Regions from separate parts of the Homo sapiens genome. Here region 1 is linked to region 2. A link is a loop called in an ENCODE intact Hi-C map of the cell type or tissue named here. Cell type or tissue: OCI-LY7. All regions are shown on one strand. Each heading gives the region's core, and the rest is flanking DNA. Links, peaks and the distances in the headings are about the cores only.

The links. A loop is a pair of places that touch in the nucleus more often than their neighbours do. Peaks named below come from ENCODE experiments on the same cell type or tissue, not always from the same donor. Only the 100,000 strongest peaks of a DNase experiment are listed, where the experiment ranks them.
Region 1: a loop joins it to region 2, with 11 times the contacts of the local background. A loop is called at or near these places in 1 of 110 quality-filtered maps.

The regions. Positions count from the first base shown.
Region 1 is chr1:200,285,000-200,287,914 of GRCh38, reverse strand. No RefSeq gene overlaps it. Among named protein-coding and RNA genes, the nearest start is that of LINC00862, 87 kb to the left of the region's middle. In OCI-LY7, for the core only: no CTCF peak of the experiment used is centred there; DNase peaks (open chromatin) are centred at 1,694 and 1,964; H3K4me3 peaks cover 722 bases; H3K27ac peaks cover 1,752 bases.
Region 2 is chr1:199,979,538-199,982,452 of GRCh38, reverse strand. No RefSeq gene overlaps it. Among named protein-coding and RNA genes, the nearest start is that of NR5A2, 47 kb to the left of the region's middle. In OCI-LY7, for the core only: a CTCF peak has its summit at 1,683; a DNase peak (open chromatin) is centred at 2,752; H3K4me3 peaks cover 592 bases; H3K27ac peaks cover 1,394 bases.

The sequences.
Region 1 (2,915 bases), core at 289-2,788, 310 kb before region 2:
CCCAGGCTGGAGTACAGTGGCACAATCATGGCTCACTGTAGCCTTGACCTCCTGGGCTCAAGCAATCCTCCCACCTCAGCCTCCTGAGTAACTGGGACTACAGATGTGTGTCTAAAACGTGTTTTTTGGTTGCCAGATGTCAGAAAGAAATCTATATGGTGAAAATTTCATGGTAAAATTATTTCTAATTATAGGAGTTGGTTCTCCTTTTTTCAGTCTTTCCCTGACGCTGTTTCTGGAAGTCTCCTGTATAACCTTTTTCTAGTCTGTCTTACTAATTTTCTCTTTTGATTCCCTTCTCTATTCCCTGGAGGATTCTTAAGTTCCAGACACTGACTGTAAGTTTATTATTATTCTTTTTTAGACAGAGTTTCGCTCTTGTTGCCCAGGCTGCAGTGCAGTGGTGCAATCTTGGATCATGGCCACCTCTGCGTCCCAGGTTCAAGAGATTCTCCTAAGCCAGCCTCCCGAGTAGCTGGGATTACAGGCATGCGCCACCACGCCTGGCTAATTTTTTGTATTTTTAGTAGAGACGGGGTTTCTCCATGTTGGTCAGGCTAGTCTCAGGTGATTCACCTGCCTTGGCCTCCCAAAGTGTTGGGATTACAGGTGTGAGCCACCGCATCCGGCCAGACTGTAAGTTTTAATATGCAGTGGGATTTCCCGAGAGGAGACATGTTTGCTATGAGACTTTGTCCCCACCTTGCTTCCAGTCATAACAGGGGTAATTATTCGATGCCTCCCTGTAAACTAGGCCCTATTTGTTGGCAAGAATATCAGTACTAACTCATTTTCTCCACTTTGAGGGTCTGTAATTTGTCTTGGCATGCTTTTTCTCCTCTAATTAGGGTAATTTCTTTCTTTCTTTTAGAATATACACATAAGCCTTGTCTGTTACCGTTTTTTAAACACTAGATGTTATTCTAGCATCCACCTGTACCTCTGCTGCTTAACCATACTGTACTTCTTGTGTGGACTGCCTTCTTATCTTCTGTTAAATCCAAACTTAGTTTAAGTAGGGGCAAGCATCTGACTTCTTAATTATGTCTTCTAATTTAGTTGTGTTCAAGCATTTAGATATTGAAATATATATATATTTTAATTATAAATCCTTTTGATATGATGAGTACATTGTATATATTTTTGACATTATGTATATAGGTAGGTTATTTTGTCTGAGTTATATCTCAGGATGGTATGGTGAGACTAAAAATATTTGTTATCTGAAGAAGTTGTTAGGTTTCATATAGCGGAGAATTGCCGGGAAAAGTGAATGGATATTTTTTGATAAGTGCATGGAGAAAAAGAAGGGAAATAATAGCCATCACTTTTATGATGCTTACTACGAGCCAGGCAACTTACCTCATTTATATCTCATAACAACCCTGTGAAGTGGGCACTGTTGTTATCCACGTTATACAGGTGAGAAAAGCGAGGCACAGAGAAGATAAATAAGTCCCCAAGGCCACAGCTGCTAAGAGGCAGAGACTCAATGTGCCGATTACTTCCAGGAACTTTTACATGATTTAATCTATTAACCTTCACAATTTCTTTTTTCTTTTCTTTTTTTTTTTTTGAGATGGAGTCTCGCTCTGTTGCCCAGACTGGAGTGCAGTGGTGCGATCTCGGCTCACCACAAGCTCCGCCTCCTGGGTTCACGCCATTCTCTTGCTTCAGCCACCCGAGTAGCTGGAACTACAGGTGCCTGCCGTCGCGCCCGGCTAATTTTTTGTATTTTTAGTAGAGACGGAGTTTCACCGTGTTAGCCAGGATGGTCTCGATCTCCTGACCTCGTAATCCGCCTGCCTCGGCCTCCCAAAGTGCTGGGATTACAGGCGTGAGCCACTGCACCCGGCCCACAATTTCTATGAGATAGGTACTGTTATTATCTCTATTATACAAATGTAAGAAGTGAGGCACAGTGTGATCATGCAATTTGCCCAAAGTTAAACAGGTTGGTAGATCCTGGATTCAAACCCAGAGTCTGTGCTCTCAGTTACCATATTGCCTGGCCTCTAGCAGAGACCATCTCTACTTTATGTCTTTTTGCCATCAAGCTACACTAACTGCTGCCAAAAAAAATTAAAAATTAAAAATAAAAATCTTCAATTTATTTTCTTTCTTTCTTCCATTCTTTCTCTCTCTCCCCTCTCCTCCCCTCTCCTCCTCTCCCCTTCCCTTCCCTTCCTTGAGAGGGGATCTTGCCCAGGCTGGTCTCAAACTTCTGGCCTCAAGCAGTGCCCCTACCCTGACCTCCCTTACAGATGCGAGCCACCACACCCAGCTTGCCCATCCTTCCTTCCTTCCTTTTTTCTTTCCTTCCTTCCTTTCTTCCTTCCTCTCTCTTCTCTCTCTCCTTCCTTCCTTGCCCATTTGCTTTCTTTCCCTTCCTTTCTTTCTTTCTTTTCGTTCTTTCGTTCTTTCTTTCTTTCTTTCTTTCTTTCTTTCTTTCTTTCTTTCTTTCTTTCTTTCTTTCTTTCTTTCTTCTTTCTTCTTTCTTTCTTTCTTTCTTTCTCTCTTTCTTTCTTTCTTTTGATAGAGTCTTGCTCTGTCACCCAGGCTGGAGTGCAATGGCATGATCTTGGCTTACTGCAACCTCCACCTCCTGGGTTCAAGTGATTCTCCTGCTTCAGCCTCCAGAGTAGCTAGGATTACAGGCGCATGCCACCACGCCTGGCTAATTTTTGTATTTTCAGTAGAGACAGGGTTTCACTATGTTGGGCAGGCTGGTTTCGAACTCCTGACCTCAGGTGATCCATCTGCCTCGGCCTCTCAAAGTGCTGGGATCACAGGTGTGAGCCACCGCACCTGGCCTTTCTTTTTAAAAAAATATATTATTGCCACTGAGCCATTTTGAAGTATCTTTCTTCTTTCCTTCCTTTATTCCTTCCTTCCTTCCTTCCTTCTTTCCTTCC
Region 2 (2,915 bases), core at 330-2,829:
AAAAAAAAGAAGAAGCATAAAGGAGGTCAGGCATGGTGGCTCATGCCTGAAACCCAGTGCTTTGAGAGGCCAAGGTGGGGTGATCACTTGAGGCCAGGAGTTTGAGACCAGCCTGGGCAACATAGCAGGACCCATCTCTATAAAAAAATAAAATAAAATAAAAAATTAGCTGGGTGTGGTGGTGTGCACCTGTAGTCCTAGCTGCTCAAGAGGCCTAGGTGGGAGGATCACTTGAGCCCAAGAGTTCAAGGCTGCAGTGAGCTAAGATCACTGCACCCCAACCTGGGCAACAGAGTGAGACCCTGTCTACAAAAATAAAAATAGAGAAAATAAAGGGACATGGAAGAATAAAATGTGCTGAAGCAGCATCAATTTAGCTAAGATAGGCTGGTGGAGAGAAGGTTAGAGGGAGGAAATTTGAGTCTAACTACAAATAGCCTTAAATACCAGACTTTTTCCCTGAGTAACGAAAGGAAAACTAAGTTTATTCACTCATTAATCTTATTCAACAGCTCTTTGAAATTGAAAGCTAGATATCATTTTAGATTCATTGGAACTTTGCCCTGTTTTTTTCTTGAGCAGGATAACAGTGAGAGGTTCATTTGGATTTTTAAGAACACAAGAAAGGTGAAACACAGAGGACTTTTAGGGCAGTGAAACTACTGTGTATGATGCTATACAGGTGGATACCTGTTACATTTGTCCAAACCCACAGAATGTACAACACCAAGAGTGAACACTGGTATAAACTATGTTTGCGTAATAATGATGCCTCAATGTTGGTTCATTGATTGTAACAAATGTACCACTCTGGTGGGGGATATTGATAATGGGAAAGCTGTGCAGGTGTGAGGGAAAAAGGTATATGAGAAATCTCTGTACTTACTCAATTTTGCTGTGAACCTAAAGCTGCTCTTAAAAAAAAAAAGCCTTTTAATCAATTGATGAACCAACATTGATGCATCATTATTACGCAAACATAGGTTATACCAGGGTTCACTCTTGGTGTTGTACATTCTGTGGGTTTGGATAAATGTGACAGGTATCCACCTGTATAACATCATATACTAACAAAGTAATTTCACTGCCCTAAAAGAGACAGTAAAAATAGCCTGTAACCCCAGCACCTTGGGAAGTCAAGGCTGGCAGATTGCTTGCATCCAGGAGTTCGAGACCAGCTTGGGCAACATAGCGAGACTCTGTCTCTACAAAAAAATAAAAATAAAATAGTCTGGTGCAGTGGCTTATGCCTGTAGTCCCCACTACTCGGAGGCTGAGGTGGGAGGATCACTTGAGCCCAGGAGGTTGAGGATGCAGTGAGCGGTGGTCACACTACTGCACTTGGCCTGGATGACAGAGCGAGGCCCTGTCAGAAAGAAAAGAGGAAAGGAAAGGAAAGGAGGAGGGAAGAGAGAGAAAGAAAGAGAGAAGAAAGAAAGAAAGAGAAAGAAAGAAAAAGAAAGAAAGAAAGAAAGAAAACACGAGAAACTAATAGATCTATATAGGTTTCTTTCTCTTACAAATTTAAATTAAAATTTAAATTACACAGGTCTACACAGGTAGGCCCATGTGTAGTGGGAAAACGGGAGCTTGGATGGCTGGAGGGGTCGTCCACCAGCTGAAGACAGGCTGTGATTCCCCCTACTCCTGCAACACAACTCTGACCCCTTGAGGACTGCTTTTGAGGACTAAAAATTGCCCTCAATTGTGAACCACTGGTCTAGACATGCACTGTCCAGTATGGTAGCCACTAAATACGTGTGGCTATTTAAACAAATTTAAATTAAGATTAAAACCTCAGTTTCTCTGTCACACTAGACACATTTCAAGTGCTCAAATAGCCACATGAGGGGACAGTGCAGCTATGGGCTATTCCATCATGCCAGAAAGTTCTGTTTGTTGGACAATGCTGGTCTGCACTGACTTCGATTTGTTTCTCAGGAAGATCACAACTTAAATAAACCAGATACCTGTACAAAGAAAAAAATTAAATTGAGATAACCAAGGTGAACTTTTATTTTATTTTAATTTTTTTTGAGACAAGGTCTTGCTCTGTCGCCCATGCTGGAGTGCAATGGTGGGATCATGGCTCACTGCAACTTCAGTCTCCTGAGTAGCTGGGACTATAGGCATGTGCCACCACGCCTGGGTAATTTTTACATGTTTAAAAATTTTTGTGTAGAGTCAGGGATTTACCATGTTGCCCAGGCTGGTCTCCAACTTCTGGCCTCAAGCGATCTTCTCGCAATGGCCTCCCAAAGTGCTGGAATTACAGGTGTGGCCTAATTTTTTAATCTGTAATTTAAAAGCTCATCTCTGCTTTTTTTTTTTTTTTTTTTTTTTGAGACAGGGTCTTGCTCTGTTGCCCAGGCTGGAGTGCAGTGGCACGATCTCGGCTCACTGCAATCTCCACCTCCTGGTTTCAAGCCATTCTCCTGCAGGCGTGCACCATCATGCCCGGCTAATTTTTTTGTGTTTTTTTTTTTTTTTTTTGTATTTTTGGTAGAGATGGGGTTTTACCATGATGTTGCCCAGCCTGGTCTTGAACTCCTGGGCTCAAGTGATCCACCCACCTCAGCCTCCCAAAATGCTGGGATTATAGATGTGAGCCACTGCTCCTGGCCTAAAAGCTCATCTCTGCTTCTTTAAAACCGTACTCTTAGAAATAATTTGACTAGGCAGGGCGCAGTGGCTCACACCTGTAATCCCAGCAGTTTGGGAGGCAGAGATGGGTGGATCACGAGGTCAGGAGATCAAAACACGGTGAAACTCCGTCTCTACTAAAAATACAAAAAAAAAAAAAAATTAGCCGAGCGTGTGGGCAGGTGTCTGTAGTCCTAGCTACTCAGGAGGCTGAGGCAGAAGAATGGCGTGAACCTGGGAGGCGGAGCTTGCAGTGAGCAGAGATCACGTCA